2 separate regions of the Homo sapiens genome follow, and region 1 is linked to region 2. The links are chromatin loops, found by intact Hi-C in ENCODE. Cell type or tissue: OCI-LY7. All regions are shown on one strand.

What was found. Hi-C counts contacts between places; a loop is a spot of excess contacts. Peaks named below come from ENCODE experiments on the same cell type or tissue, not always from the same donor. Only the 100,000 strongest peaks of a DNase experiment are listed, where the experiment ranks them.
Region 1: a loop joins it to region 2, with 6 times the contacts of the local background. A loop is called at or near these places in 4 of 110 quality-filtered maps.

What each region holds. Positions count from the first base shown.
Region 1 is chr16:4,619,911-4,627,910 of GRCh38, forward strand. It overlaps MGRN1 (mahogunin ring finger 1), which reads left to right and starts at 4,916. Exons shown (of 17, transcript NM_015246.4): 1 at 4,916-5,138. The coding sequence starts at 5,051. RefSeq lists enhancers at 4,578-4,687, 4,645-5,175, 4,698-4,992, 5,176-5,705, 6,236-6,764 and silencers at 4,758-4,937, 5,178-5,407. In OCI-LY7, a CTCF peak has its summit at 4,531 (motif pointing left); DNase peaks (open chromatin) are centred at 4,481, 4,771 and 5,501; H3K4me3 peaks cover 2,707 bases; H3K27ac peaks cover 1,633 bases.
Region 2 is chr16:4,305,809-4,313,808 of GRCh38, forward strand. No RefSeq gene overlaps it. Among named protein-coding and RNA genes, the nearest start is that of GLIS2, 6.3 kb to the right of the region's middle. RefSeq lists an enhancer at 1-15 and a silencer at 6,606-6,837. In OCI-LY7, CTCF peaks have their summits at 4,100 and 4,323; DNase peaks (open chromatin) are centred at 833, 1,243, 1,973 and 4,073; H3K4me3 peaks cover 2,964 bases; H3K27ac peaks cover 4,098 bases.

The DNA of each region.
Region 1 (8,000 bases), 310 kb after region 2:
GCCTCCCAAAATGCTGAGATTACAGGCGTGAGACACCGCACCTGGCCCTGTCTTTACGTTTCAGAGAGCCCAATGCTGGCTGAATGTGAGGCAAGATCTGGCCCTTGCCTTGCCATCTCCCTCACTTGATTCTAGTCCTGTGCCGTACTCAGTTCTTTCCCACTATAGAGGTTTTGTATATGCCATTACCCCTACCTAGAACCTGGAGCAGCCTAATCCCTCACACTTTGCCTGGCTGGCTATTAATTGTATTTCAAGTCCTGGTTTAGCAACCGGCCGCGGTGGCTCACGCCTATAATCCCAGCACTTTGGGAGGCCGAGGTGGGTAGATTACCTGAGGTCAGGAGTTCAAGACCAGCCTGGCCAACATGGTGAAACCCCATCTCTACTAAAAATACAAAAATTCGCTGGGTGTGCTGGCACGCGCCTGTAGTCCCAGCTACTCGGGAGGCTGAGGCAGGAGAATTGCTTGAACCCAGGGGGCGGAGGTTGCAGTGAGCTGAGATCGCTCCACTGCACTCCACCTCGGGCAACAGAGTGAGGCTGCGTCTCAAACAACAGCAACAACAACAGCAACAAAAAATAAATCAAGTCCTGGCTTAGCTGTCACCTCCTCAAAAAAACCCCTTCCCTGACTCCCCTGCCAATAGTGTCAATTAATTGCATCTCAACGTTTTCTGCAGAGCACCCACCACATTCTGGAATTATATACTTGTTAACCTTTCTAGCGTCTATTTCCTCACCTGCCTGCAGCCTCCATGTCTAGCTTGTCCTACCATTTGATGCCTGTTGCCTGGTTCATCACCTGTCACATAGTAGCTGCAGGATAAATATTTGTTGAATAAATCAATGAATTGGCCAGGCATGACGGCACACGCCTGTAATCCCAGCACTTTGGGAGGCCAAGGTGGGGGGATTGCCTGAGGTCAGGAGTTAAAGACCAGCCTGGCCAACGTGGTGAAACCCTGTCTCTACTGAAAATACAAAAATTAGTTGTGGGTGCCTGTAATCCCAGCTACTCGGGAGGCTGAGGAAGGAGAACCGCTTGAACCTGGGAGGCGGAAGTTAAAGCGAGCCGAGATCCCACATGATCATGCCACTGCACTCCAGGCTGGGTGACAGAGTGAGACTGTGTCTCCAAACGTAAATAAATAAATGAATCCAGGCCGGGCACGGTGGCTCACGCCTGTAATCCCAGCACTTTGGGAGGCCGAGGCGGACAGATCACCTGAGGTCAGGAGTTCGAGACCAGCCTGACCAACATGGAGAAACCCCGTCTCTACTAAAAATACAAAATTAGCCGGGCGTGGTAGCACATGCCTGTAATCCCAGCTACTACGGAGGCTGAGGCAGGAGAATCGCTTGAACCCGGGAGGCGGAGGTTGCAGTGAGCCGAGATTGCACCATTGTCCTCCAGCCTGGGCGACAGAGCGAAACTCCATCTCAAAAAAAATAAAATAAATAAATAAATAAATAAAAATAAATGAATCCACTCAGATGTTGATAATGGAACTTGGACCAAATCGGGAAGGGCCTGTCTTCCATCTGGGTGTGGGTAAGCACAGAAAAATACTGCTGAAAGGGCTTTGAGGACACCTTGAGTCCAAAGCTCTGTTGAGAAGAAGAGTTAATGAAACATCCACCTGGTGGAAATGACTGCTCTGGCACAGGCTCCATAGGGAGGATATGCTCTTAGTGTTGTTTTTCAGTGGGAACAGCTGATGCTCAGGACTCTCCCTTCCTCCCCGCAAATGAGGAGGGCAGTCAGTTGAATGCAGCGTTGATACACAAATACATGTACATGTACGTGAGTTACGTGATTCAATGGAAAGAAATATAAAATGAAGAGAGATCACAATGGGTGGGGGGCTTCAGGCCCATCCATCTGGGGGCAAGAGCCTGGCAATCTGGCACTCTGGAGCATGCCTCTGTGGAGGCAGGGACGTGCCCAGGTAAGAGCAGTGGCCTGGCTCAATTCCAGCTGTGCCACCCACCTACTGTGCAACCTCATTAGGGTACTTCATTTTTCTGAGCCTCACTTTACTGTTTTGTAAATTGGTAATAGAAATAGAATCTACATCAGATTGTTTTTCTGTGACAGAGTCTTGCTCTGTCGCCTAGGCTGGAGTGCAGTGGCGCGATCTCCGCTCACTGCAACCTCCGCCTCCCAGGTTCGAGCAATTCTCCCATCTCAGCCTCCCGAGTAGCTGGGATTACAGGCACGTGCCACCACACCCAGCTAATTTTTGTTTTTAGTAGAGACGGGTTTTTGCCATGTTGGCCAGGCTAGTCTCCAACTCCTGACCTTGAATGATCCGCCCACCTCGGCCTCCCAAAGTGCTGGGATTCCAGGTGTGAACCATTGCACCCGGCCAGATAATTGTTTTTTAATTATTATTATTTTTGGAAACAGAGTCTCGCTCTGTCACCCACACTGGAGTGCAGTGGGGCAATCTTGGCTCACTGTAACCTCCACCTCCCAGGTTCAAGCGATTCTCCTGCCTCAGCTTCCCGAGTAGCTGGGATTACAGGCACATGCCACCACACCCAGCTAATTTTTATGTTTTTAGTAGAGATGGGGGTTTTGCCATGTTGGCCAGGCTGGTCTTGAACTGACCTTGGGTGATCCGCCCACCTCGGCCTCACAAAGTCCTGGGATTCCAGGCGTGAACCATTGTGCCTGGCCAGATAATTGTTTTTTAATTATTATTATTTTTGGAAACAGAGTCTCGCTCTCTCACTCCCACTGGAGTGCAGTGGCGCAATCTGGGCTCACTGTAACCTCCACCTCCCAGGTTCAAGCGATTCTCCTGCCTCAGCCTCCCCAGTAGCTGGGATTACAGGCGCGCACCACCACGCTCAACTAATTTTTTGTATTTTTGGTAGAGACAGGGTTTCACCATATTGGCAAGGCTAGTCTTAAACCCTTGACCTCAAGTGATATGCCTGCCTCGGCCTCCCAAAGTGCTGGGATTACAGGCGTGAGCCACAGTGCCTGGCCTGTTTTTTTAATATTTTATTTTTTAAAATTTTTATCCTTTTTAGAGATAGGGTCTCACTCTATCACCCAGGCTGGAGTGCAGTGGCATGATCATGGCTCACTGCAACCTCGACCTCCCAGGCTCAAGCTATGCTCCTGCCTCCACCTCCAGAGTAGCTGTGACTACAGGGGCGTGCCATCACACCTGGCTAATTTTTACATTTTTGGTAGAGACAGGGTCATGACATGTTGCCCAGTCTGTTCTGGAACTCCTGGGTGCAGGCTATCTGCCTGCCTCGGCCTCCCAAAGTGTTAGGATTACAGGTGTGAGCCACTGCGCCCGGCCAACATCAAAGAATTATATGAGAGGATATGTGCAGAGCCCTCAGCATGATGCCTGGCACATAATGCTCAGTAAGTGTGGATCTTGGTTGTGGGGCAGGGAGATTTAATCAGGCTCCTCCAAGACCTGGACCTGCATCATAATCACACAAGTCTCTTGGCTGCCGTACTCATTTGGCTTCCCAAGTTCCCCTGACAAGAGGAAGTCTGAGGCCAGGTGCAGTGGCTCATCTCTAATCCCAACACTTTGGGAGGCCAAGGCAGGCGGATCACTTGAGGACGGGAGTTCAAGACCAGCCTGGCTAACATGGTGAAACCCTGTCTCTACTAAAAATGCAAAAATTGGCTGGGTGTGATGGTGCATGCCTGTAATCCCAGCTACTGGGGAGGCTGAGGCACGAGAATCGCTTGAACACGGGAGGCAAAGGCTGTAGTGAGCTGAGATTGTGCCACTTCTCTCCAGACTGCGCGACAGAACAATTTAAAAAAAAAGAGGAAGACTGGATCCTGGACTGTGGTCTCTGGAAGGGTATAAGAAGCATTTCCACATGGACTGTGGTGAATTGACCATTGGAGACTCAGTCTGCCTTGCCCTCCCTAGCTGCTTTCTTGGTACAGCAGGCTTGACTTGGGAAATCACTCTGCTCAGAATCCAAGTTCCTCAACTGAAAAGTAGGTAAAAAGCGATCTATTTGCAGAGCTGTGTGTGACTCAAAAGCCAGGGAACACCTTGCACACTGCGAGGTTTTCATTCTGAAAGCGATTCTTGCAATCTTGCCCGCAGCGCCATTTCATGCGGCTCTCTCTCCTCTGTGCCTCAGTTTCCCTGTGTGTAAAATGTGGGAGAGTCTACTGCCTTCCGTGGAGGCTGTGAAATTATGTCTTTAAACTAATTGGTCCAGACGTGGGGCCAAAGTATCGGGATTACAGGTGAGCCACTGCACCGGGCCTCAGCCTTGTCAGGGGGCCGGAGGTTGCTTAACCCCCTGGATCCCAGCTTCCTCATCTGTAAAACGGGCTGATGCCTATACAGCTCTCAGAACCACACCTGGTTCAGAAGTCCCCAAATGGTAGTCCTCAAATTCTGGCCAAGGCCAAAGCAGGTGCTTCACTTCTTCCGTGCACACCCTGCAAGTGGGCTCCGGGTGGCAGGTGCAGCTACGCCCTCTGCCGGTCGGGGCGGGAGACAAACTCAGGGGAGTGGGGAGAACCACAGCGACTCAGGGAGCTATTTCAGAGGGGGCAAGTGGAAGGCGCTGGGGCTCCAGGAGAGTCTGTAAGCGAACAGATGAGGAAATGACCAAAGAGTTAATATGTTAGTGCAGCGCTTGGAACGCAGAGGGAAGGACCATTTGCCCTGTGGTTGGTTGGTTCCTTCCCTCTGAATTTAGGTCCATTTGGTTTGTCCCGGAGTGCTTGTCAACCCGTCAGAGGGCCTGGGAACGGAGCATCCTGGGAAAGATAGTTCCCAGACGGGCTTCCCGCGCTGCTTCCCGGCGCCTTCGGCGGCGAGAGGACTCCATTTCCCGACGTGCCCCGGGACCGGGAGGCGGAGGGCCGCCGTGGCGTCGGTCCCCGGGCCGAGCCGGGGGTGGGGGCTCGAGGCGCCTCCGCGGCCGTGGACGAGCGTCCGTGCGGCCTGGTCCGGGCCATGTCCGCGTGAGGACCCCGCCGCTGTCGCCGCTCCCGTTCCGGCCCTGGCCCCTCTGCCCGGCAGCGCCGCGCACCATGGGCTCCATTCTCAGCCGCCGCATCGCGGGGGTGGAGGACATCGACATCCAGGCGAACTCGGCCTATCGCTACCCTCCGAAGTCCGGTGAGCGCCCGGCCCCAGGCGCGGACTGCTAGGCACGCGCTGGAACGCGGACCCGGCGGGCGCGGGGGCGGGGACTCGGGGCGGGGCGCCCTGCTCGGCCCCCTCCGGGCCTCGTTGCTACCCCGAGCCTTCGCGCGGCCCCACGGCCCCGATCCCTAGGCGTGGCTGGGGGCCCCGGAGGAACCTGCCCGAGCCGTACCTGGCGCTGCTACTGCCCGGCTTGGGTGACCTTGGGGCAGTCCCTTCGCCCCGGGCACCTCAGCTCCGTCCTTGCAACAGGGGGGAGCTCCTGGGGGAAACCCCGAGGGCGGGGCGGGGTGCTGAGCGCGGGTCCCGGCGCATCGCTTCTGCCTAGAAAACTCTCATTGTCATCAGATTGACCTCACCGCGGGGGCCGGCTTTCGCTTTCTTTAGTGGCTTGGTGTGAAGGCCGAGCCAGTGGTTTGGGCAATTTCCCTCCCATCAGGACGGAGGCTCTTGGTGTGTGGGTTGGAGGAGTGGGGCTGGGCCCAAGGAGACGATTATAGTTGATCGGGAGGGGCCAGGGTCCTTGCTGAGAGGACCCAGCCGATACTCGGGCCTCTGTGTTATGGCTGAGGGACGTAAGACACCAAGGAGGAAGTGACTGCCAAGATCTCAGCTGGATGGAAGCATAGTTGGGACCGGGACCAGCTGTGGGGCTCCCACGTAGCTTTGTTCCCAGCTCTCTTTCTGCCTCTATTGATGAGTTATGTGTTGACTGGGAGCATCTAGCTCCAAGTCTCACCCTCCATCTCCTCGTGGGGTTCTTTGTGGTGGAAAGGAGAGAAGGAAGAGGAGAGAGAACTTGGGCATCATGGGGACATCTAGATTGGGTCCTCAGATCCTGGCGTCTCATCTGATCTGATGTCTCAGTCTCCTGGGTGTCTCCGGACACCCACAGGCCAGATTTCTCTGAGTGTGGGCCAGGTCCACAAGTGGGGGAGGACTGCTAGACATGCCAGGGCCTGCCTGGGACCCCTTGGGGCCTGGGAACCTGCATTTTCAACCCATTCCCCATGTGAGTTTTACGTCCACTCAGGTTTGAAAAACTGCTCTGCCCAGGTTTTGTAAGGTGTGACTAGGTGAGGGCCTGGGGCCACTGGGATGAAGTGAGGGGAACCAGCACAGTTTGGGGGCACTCTGAAGGGGATGGACTCAGAGCTAGGCAGAACGCACTGTTGCCTGCCTGCTGGGGAGAGCACAGCTGTATCCCAGGCCCAGCAGCGGGTCAGCCTGGCCTTTGGGTGGTTCCACCCTGGGGTTTCCCTAGAGGTTCCGAGGGCTGATGGCCCTACATCAGATGGAGCAGTTTGCTGTTGTCCTCTTTCATCTCTGATATTCTTCCAGCCTGCCTCTGGCTGAGTGACCTTGGTCGAGGTTGCTTAACCCCCTGGGTCCCAGTTTCCTCATCTGTAAAACGGGCTGATGCTTATACAGCCCTCAGAACCACACCTGGCTCAGAAGTCCCCAAATGGTAGCTGCTACAATTGCTCATAAAGGAAGATAAGTGACTAGCTAATGACCATAATCATAGTAAGCAGTGGCATGACACAGATATCAAAAAGTTGAGTGGCACTTCCTGTCACCTGGGACCTGAGCTCACTTGATGTCCGTTCTTCACTTGGGCTGAACAGAATAACATACATGTCATTTACAGCCCGCTTCGGGATCCCACTGTGGCTGAAATGTCATTGCTAATCACTCGTGGCCCTCCCTCCCACTGAGCATCCATCGCAGAACACTCGCGTCAGCCACTATTGGTTGGCACTGGCACCCAGGTGCAACCCATCAGCTAGCTGCCTGGGTCATGTTGCCAGTGCCAGCAGTGTTCTGCGCCCATCCAGTCCACAGGTCCTCTCCAGCTGTGCTTTTTCCCTTTCTCTTCTCCATCCTTCCCTGGGGCCTTGCAGATACTTGTTCTTCTCTTTGTTCATCTCTTCTGGTCCTTGCCTTTGTGCCGCACTGGTTTCCTAGACTCCCCGCCTCTCCTGTCTCCTTAATGAGAACTCCGTCAGGTCAAGGGTGGGAGGCAGGCCGGGCCTCAGCAGCATTTTGGTGTGTTTCCCCAAGGGCAGACCGGGGACCGTGGAGACATTTGAGATGATTTTAGGGGTTGCCCCCATGGACCATTCAATCACCCGATGAGAAAGCTTTCTTTTCACATCTCTGTCAATTTTGTTGATTATGTCAAGGAGAAAGAGTCACTGGGTGGTAATATATGCATTTTTAACACCTAACACTGTCCATTTTTCTTAAGGGAACTTTCAGCATGTTCTGCAGCAGCGCTCAGCTTGAATTTAATATTTGCTTTGTTTTCACTATATCTGTTTTACTCTTCATAGCTTTATTGAGATGTAGTTCATGTACCACACAACTCATCCATTGTAAACATGATTTGATGATTTTTAGTTAAATTATAGAATTGTGCAGTCGTCTGGCCAGGCGCGGTGGCTCACGCCTATAATCCCATCACTTTGGGAGGCCAAGGCGGGCGGATCACAAGGTCAGGAGATGGAGACCATCCTGGCTAACACGGGGAAACCCCGTCTCTACTAAAAATACAAAAAAATTTAGCCGGGCGTGATGGCAGGCGTCTATAGTCCCAGCTACGCGGGAGGCTGAGGCAGGCTGAATTGCTTGAAGCTGAGAGGTGGAGGCTGCAGTGAGCCGAGATTGCGCCACTGCACTCCAGCCTGGGTGACAGAGCGAGACTCCGTCTCAAAAAAAAAGGCTGGGCGCGGTGGTTCACGCCTGTAATCCCAGCACTTTGGGAGGCTGAGGCAGGTGGATCACAAGGTCAGGAGATCAAGACCATCCTGGCTAACACCGTGAAACCCCATC
Region 2 (8,000 bases):
GGGGTTTCACCATGTTGGCCAGGCTGGTCATTACAGGCCTGAGCCACCTCGCCGGGCAAGACTAGTGTTTGATTGTTCGTTTTGAGATGGAATCTTGCTCTGTCAGCTCACTGCAACATCTGCCTTCCAAGTTCAAGCGATTCTCTTGCTTCAGCCTCCAGAGTAGCTGGGACTACAGCCATGTGCCATCACGCCCCGCTAATAGAGATAGGGTCTTACCATGTTGCCCATGCTGGTCTTGAACTCCTGGGCTTAGGAGATCCTCCCACCTCGGCCTCCCAAAGTGCTGAAATTACAAGTGTGAGCCACTGTGCCCGTCCTGGAGTCAAAGGCTTTGGACTTGAATGCCATCTCTGCTACTTTAGAGCTGTGTGTGCATGTACTTTTAACTTCTCTCTGTCTCCCTCTCAAAATGGGCCCGATAGTAGGTTCCATTTTGGTCTGGTCCCACCAGGACCTCTGACTCGCTGGCGACCTCAGGTAGGGGCTCATGTAATAGCCCAGCTCCTCAAACACGGAGGATGGGTCCCACTCCTGACCCAGCCTCATTTTACAGCAGAGCGTGAAGGCCGAGACTAGAGGCTGCACCAGGCTGGGGAAGGGGCAAATTCTAGATTACTCACCAGGCCCGTACCCATGAGAGCCCTCAGGCCTGCAGCACCGTGGATCCAGAGGCAGAGACAGAGCTTTGTAGAAGGGTGAAAACACTTCCTCCCCGCTTCCGGCTGCAGAAAAGCCACTTTCTCGCGGCAGAGCCCAGACTGGCAACCCCCAGGCCTTCTGCACCTCACCTGGGCAGCAGGCACGCTGACTGTGTGTGTTTCAATCTCTCCAGGCTCAGAGGGATGGCGGGGGATGCTGCCTGCGCGGTTGCTAGTGGCGGACACAGCTGCCTGGCTGACACTGCCTTTGTCATGCTCCAGAGCACTCAGCCAGCCCGGGGCCCCTCACCCACTCCCTCTCTCCTCCTGCCACCAGAAGCAGCCTCTTCCCGGCTCCCACCCTTTCTCCCCGAAGCCACTTGTACCTGCTCCAGAGCCTGGAGAGGTGACAAGTGCTTCCCAGACAACAAAAGCATCTCCCAGGAGAACAGATGTTACGCACACTCAGCTACACCCTTGCTCTGTGCCCTGATTTTAAGCTGTGTTTGGGCAGCTCTTTGGGATGAAACTGAGGCAAGGGGTAAAGGGCCTGTCTTGGTCAAGGTCATCCCACCTTGGGACTCCTGGGTGTGTTTCAGACATCCGTCCCCTTGGGTTCCAATGCTGGTCTGGCCACTTACAAGCTGTGTGACCTTGGGCAAGTTATTTGACCTCCCAGAGCCTAATTTCCCCCCAGATAACGACAGATAGGTAGTGAACCCACCTCTTGCTAAAAAATGTGAGCCATTATTGTCATTACTCCATCCTTTTAATTCCTCTTTCTCTCCACTCCAGCCACATCCGCCTCAATGCCTGCTGCCCCTGGACCTTAGGCTTGGGATGTGAAATCTTTCTGGAATGTTCCTTCGTTAGTTCCTCGCATGGCTTGTTCCCTCGCTTCCCTCTTTTGAGTCTTGACTCAAGTCACCTCCCCAGGGAGGCCCTGTCCTGCCCTGTCCTCCCTGGGCGCTTATGTGACATCCGAGGCGGTTTCCCAATTCGACTACCTGTGGCTCTTGCGCCTGGAACGTAAGCCCCACGAGGACAGGACTGTTTCACTTCTGACTCCCGTGTCCGCAGCGATGGAAAGAATGACTGTGGGCGCCTACCCCCGGAGGATGCTGTCGGCGCCCAGTCTGGCGGCTCCCGGCGCGCGCCCGCGAGGTCACGTCCGGGGCGCGCCGGCCGGAAGGAGGCCCCGCGTGGGGGTAGGGGCGGGGCGTCCGAGCCAGGCCACGCCCCCCGGACTCGCGCCCCCCTCTCAGCGGCAGAGCCAGCCAGCCTGGGGCCGCCTCGCACTTCCGCTCACCAGCCGGCTTGTTCATATTCATGAGGCGGGCGAGAGGCGGGGCCCGGGTCACCGGCGGCGCCCCGCCCCTGGCTTGGAATCCCGCCCCGGCGGAGGCTTGGGCCCCAGTGGGGCGCCCCCAGCTTCCGCCTCGGGGAGGGAGTTTCCACTTGGTCACGACTCAAAAATGTGTCGCTCGCGCTTCTCCGCCCCCTCGTTCCTGCCCTGGGGGGGTCTCCTCCCTCGGAAGGCAGGAGGGGAGGGGCCAAGGGAGGGACGGCTCCTCCTCCCCGGGGCAGGTCCTTAGGGATCCCGGGCGGACTCCTCTCCCTCCAAGTTAGCGCCTTCAACAATCTTTCCCCTACCCCGTCAGACAGTCTTCTGTCGCCCAGAGCTGGAGTGCAATGGCGCGATCTCGGCTCACTGCAAGCTCCGCCTCTCAGGTTCAAGCGATTCTCCTCCTTCAGCCTCCCGAGTAGCTGGGATTGCAGGTGCGCGCCAACACGCCTGGCTAATTTTTGTATTTTTAGTAGAGATGTGGTTTCACCATGGTGGCCAGGCTGGTTTTGAACTCCTGACTTCGTGATCTGCCCGCCTCGGCCTCCCAAAGTGCTGGGATTACAGGCGTCAGACGGCGCACCCAGCCCTGCAATAATCTTAAATTTTTTTTTTTTTTTGAGTTGGAATCTCGCTCTGTTGCCCAGGCTGGAGTGCAATGGCGTGATCTGGGCTCATCGCAACCTCTGCCTCCCGGGTTCAAGCGATTCGCCCACCTCAGCCTCCCAAAGTGCTGGGATTACAGGCCTGAGCCACTGTGACCGGCCTTTTTTTTTTTTTTTTTTTTTTTGAGACTGGGTCTCACTCCGTCCCCCAGGCTGGAGTTCAGTGGCACAATCGGCTCACTGCAGCCTCCACCTCCTGGGTTCAAGCAATCTTCCCGCCTCAGCTGTCCAAGTAGCTGTGACTACAGTCATGCACCACCACAACTAGCTAATTTTTTAATTTTTTGTAGAGATGGGGCAGGGTCTTAGTATGTTGCCCAGGCTGTTCTCGAACTCCTGGGCTCAAGCAATCCTCCTGCCTCGGCCTCCCAAAGTGCTGGAACTACAGGCGTGAGCTACTGTGCCCAACCAAAACTACCTTTTTTACTTTTTATTTATTTATTTTGCGATGGCGTCTCGCTCTGTCACCCAGGCTGGAGTGCAGTGGTGCAATCTCAGCTCACTGCAACCTCTGCCTCCTGGTTTCAAGCGATTCTCGTGCCTCAGCCTCCTGAGTAGCTGGGATTACAGGCGTGTGCCACCATGTCCAGCTAATTTTTGTATTTTCAGTAGACACCGTGTCTCACTATGTTGACCAGGCTGGTCTTGAACTCCTGACCCCAAGAGATCCACCTGCCTTGGCCTCCCAAAGTGCTGTGATTACAGGGATGAGCCACCAGGCCCAGCCCAAAACTACCTCTTTTAAACTTCCCAAGGATCTGTGCAATATTATGATACCGAGAAGTTCAGAGCAGTTGAGTGACTCACCCACGTCACACAGCCGGCCTCAGGTTTTCCAGAAAGGTTGGTCCTGCTGGGTTGGGGTGGCAGGTGCATGTCTCCCACGGCCTTTCAGGAAATGAGGCTTACCTAAGGCACTCCTGTCTTGCTGGATGTGGCTGAAGGTTGGGTCTGTGCGCCACACTGATGGGAGGGAGAAGCTACATGCTAGGAGAAACGAAACCATGAAGGCAGGACAGGCTGCGTAATGTAAAATGAAAATTCGCGGGCCATGTTCTAAAATGATTAAGAATTTCAAGACGGTGACAGCAGAACATTCAGCCACACTCAGGCCCTTCTAAGGGCCAGCCCTGTGCAACTGCATAGCTCACATGGCTTCCATGAAGCAAGCCTCTGATGAAGGAGCCCAAGGGTGACAGCGCTGCCACCAGGGACATCCCCACCTCTGATAGAACTCTCCCCCCTAGCCCAGGCGCCCCATCCCGTCCCCGCCCTGGAATGCAGGACCCAGTCTCTAGACTTCCAAAAGCTGAGCATTTTAGGCTTTGCAGGACAGGTTCTTGGGGAGTCAGGTGGGTCACCCTGGGAGTGTCTCACATCTGCAAGTCCCAGCCAGGCCCCTGGGGCTGCACCTCCTGGGCATTTTCAGCTCTGGGCCCTGCGGGCAGGTGGCGCTGTGTTGTACATGCCAGGCCCAGCATGGCTTCGGTTCTGACTTGAAGCCCTCCTTTCTCCCTGGGGCAGGGAATGAGAAGCAGCCAGGGCCGCTTCCTAGAATAAACACCCCACCCGCAGACAGCCCCAGCTCTGTAGGCTCAGCCAGCCAGCGCCAATGGAGAGAGAGGCTCGCCAGGCCACCGGCTCAGGGTTGATAAGTCATCCTGATCTCACTCCCTCCATCACTCCTGCCTTGTGACTGGGCTCTGCCCGCTGTGGGCTGCTTCATTCATAATAGCTACCATTTGCGGGCTCTTTCTCCCAGCCACGTGCTGCTGGAAGCCCTTTCTGTGCACTTCCCACTGAGCCTCACAGAGGCCAGTGGTAATAGGTACCCTGAGGACTGCGATTTCATAGATGGGGAAACCGAGGCTCAGAGAGGTTAGAGGGCTTGGCCAAGGTCAAGGGCCAGAGGTCTGGATCTGCCACCATTCATCCATTCTGATTCCTGTCATCTCTCCTACATCTACAATGTAGGTCTCAAGGGTTACTTCTTTTGTTTTTTTGTTTTTTTTGGTTTTTTAGAGATAGGGTCTAAGGGCCAGGCGCGGTGCCTCATGCCTGTAATCCCAGCACTTTGGGAGGCTGAGGTGGGTGGATCACCTGAGGTCGGGAGTTAGAGACCAGCATGGCCAACATGGCAAAACCCCATCCGTATTAAAAATACAAAAATTAGGCGGATGTGGTGGCACACGCCTGTAATCCCAGCTACTCAGGAGGCTGAGGGAGGAGAATAGCTTCAACCTGGGAGACAGAGGTTGTACCACTGCACTCCAGCCTGGGTGACAAGCAAGACTCCGTCTCAGAAAAAAAAAAGAGACAGGGTCTCAGCTGCATATGGTGGCTCACGCCTGTTATGAGGCTAAGACAGGAGGATTGCTTGATCCCAGAAGTTCGAAACTAGCTTGGGTAACATAGTGAGACCCCTGTCTCTACAGAAAATATGAAAATTAGCTGAGTGTGGTGGCACATGCCTGTAGTCCCAGCTCCTTGGGAGGCTGAGGTAGGAGGATCACCTGAGTCTGGGATGTCAAGGCAGCAGTGAGCCGTGATCGCACCACTGCACTCCAGCTCGGGCAATAGAGTGAGACCCTATCTCAAAAAAAAGAGAGCTTAATAATCTGTTGGAGCTGGGCGCGGTGGCTCACGCCTGTAATCCCAGCACTTTGGGAGGCCAAGGTGGGTGGGTCATGAGGTCAGGAGTTCGAGACCAGCCTGGCCAACATGGTGAAACCCCATTTCTACTAAAAATACAAAAATTTGCTCGGTGTGGTGGCGTAGGACTGTAATCCCAGCTACTCAGGAGGCTGAGGCAGGAGAACCTGGGAGGTGGAGATTGCAGTGAGCCGAGATCATGCCACTGCACTCCAGCCTAGTCGACAGAGCAAGACTCTGTCTCGAAAAAAAAAAAAAATGAATGTGAACCTAGGTGATGTTCAATAAATGTTTACTGGTAAAGGATTAGGGGACCAAGTTCAGCCCCCAAAGTGTATCTATCAGCGATACTCAGGAAGCACTGACAACATGCCAGGCCCTGGGCAGGACCTTGCAGGGGGAGGGACAAAGCAGACAATGTCCCTCTCCTTGGGGATCTTACCGTCTAATAGGAGAGACCATCCTCCCTCCAAGAGGGGCCTACTCTGAGAGGAGGACGCCCAGCACAATGGCAGGGAGGGGGGACATGCCTCCATGCCTGTTGTTCACCTAGAAGGAGAAATGGGGCCTGGCTCTCCTGCAATGGCAGCTGCTGCCTCCTGGAAAAGCAGAACCTAGAGAAAACAGCTCAGAGCCTGGCCTTGTTGGCTGTCTCCACTGCCTGTCCCCCACCTCGACAGCTACCTGATGCTCCAGGGAAGTAGTGGGTTAGAGAGCACAAGCTTTGGATTCAGACTGCAGACACATGGAGACTGCAATCTGGACTATGCCTCCTACTAGCTTATACAACCCTGGACAAGTTAGTGAACTTCTTTGTGCTGTTGTCATCCATATAATGAAAATGTCCAGTAGAGAGAAAGAGCTGGGGATGGCTCACACCTGGAATCCCAGCACTTTGGGAGGCTGAGGCAGGAGGATCACTTGAGACCAGGAGTTCATGACCAGCCTGGGCAAGATGGCAAGACCTATCTCTAAATATTATTATTATTTTGAGACATATTCTCACTCTGTCACCCAGGCTGGAGCGGCACAGTCTCAGCTCACTGCAGCTTCCACTTCTCGGGTTCAAGTGATCCTTCTGCCTCAACCTCCCAAGTAACTGGGACTACAGGCCAACACACCCAGCTTATTATTATTATTATTTGAGACAGAGTCTTGCTCTGTTGCTCAGGCTGGAGTAGAGTGGCGCTATCTTGGCTCACTGCAACCTCCACCTCCTGGGTCCAAGCGATTCTCCTGTCTCAGCCTCTCCAGTAGCTGGGATTACAGGCGCACACAACCACGCCCAGCTACTTTTTGTATTTTTAGTAGAGACGGGGGGCTTCACCATGTTAGCCAGGCTGATCTCAAACCCTGACCTCAGGTGATCTGCCCGCCTCAGCCTCCCAAAGTGCTGGGATTACAGGTGTGAGCCACCGCGCCCAGCTATTATTATTTTTTTTAGATAGGGTCTTGCTCTGTCACCTGGGCTGGAGTGCGGTGGCATGATCATATAGCTCACTGCAGCCTTGATCTCCAGGGCTCCGGTGATCCTTCCACCACAGCCTCCCAAGTAGCTGGGATTACAGATGTGTGCCACCAGGCCCAGCTAACTTTTTATTTTTTGTAAAGAGATGTGGTCTCTTGGGAGGCCGGAGCGGGTGGATCACCTGAGGTCAAGAGTTCAAGACCAGCCTGAGCAACATGGTGAAATCTCATCTCTAGCAAAAATACAAAAAATTAGCCGGCATGGTGGCGAGCGCCTGTAATCCCAGCTACTTGGGAGGCTGAGGCAGGAGAATCACTTGAACCCAGGAGGCAGAGGTTGTAGTGAGCCGAGATCTCGCACCATTGGACTCCAGCCTGGGAGACAAGAGCAAAACTCTGTCTCAAAAAAAAAAAAAAAAAAAAAGGTCTGGGGTGTCATTATATTGCCCAGGCTGGTCTCAAACTCTTGGGCTCAAGTGATCCTCCCACCTTGGCCTCATAAGAGTGTTGGGATTACAGGCGTGAGCCACTGTGCCCGCCCTGTCTCTATTTATACAAATAAAAATAAAAGTAAAAAAATAAAATGTCTGGTAGAGAAAAAGAACTGGTCTGGAAGTGGCTCACACCTGTAATCCCAGCACGTTGGGAGGCTGAGGTGGGAGGCTTGCTTGAACCCTGCAGTTGGAGGGAGGCTACAGTGAGGTAGGATAGAGCCATTGCAGTCCAACCTGGACAAGAGAAGGAGACCCTGTCTCTAAAAAAATTCAAAGAAAAATAAAAAAAGAAAGACTGGTCTTGCCAAGAACTGGAAGTTTCTTTTTTTTTTTTTTGAGATGGAGTCCTGCTTTGTCACCCAGGCTGGAGTGCAATGGCATGATCTCAGCTCACTGCAACCTATGCCTTCCAGGCTCAAGCGATTCTCCTGCCTAAGCCTCCTGAGTAGTTGGGATTACAAGCACGCACCACCATGCCCGGCTAATTTTTGTATTTTTAGCAGGGATGGGGTTTCACCATGTTGGCCAGGCTGGTTTCAAACTCCTGACCTCAAGTGATCTGCCTGCCTCAGTCTCCCAAAACGTTGGGATTACGGGCGTGAGCCACCACGCCCAGCCAATTTTTAAAAAATATAATAGAGACTAGGTGGGAGGTGGGGGTCTTGCTATGTTGCCCAGGCTGGTCTCCAACTCCTGGCCTCCAGGGATCCTCCCACTTCGGCCTCCCAAAGTGCTG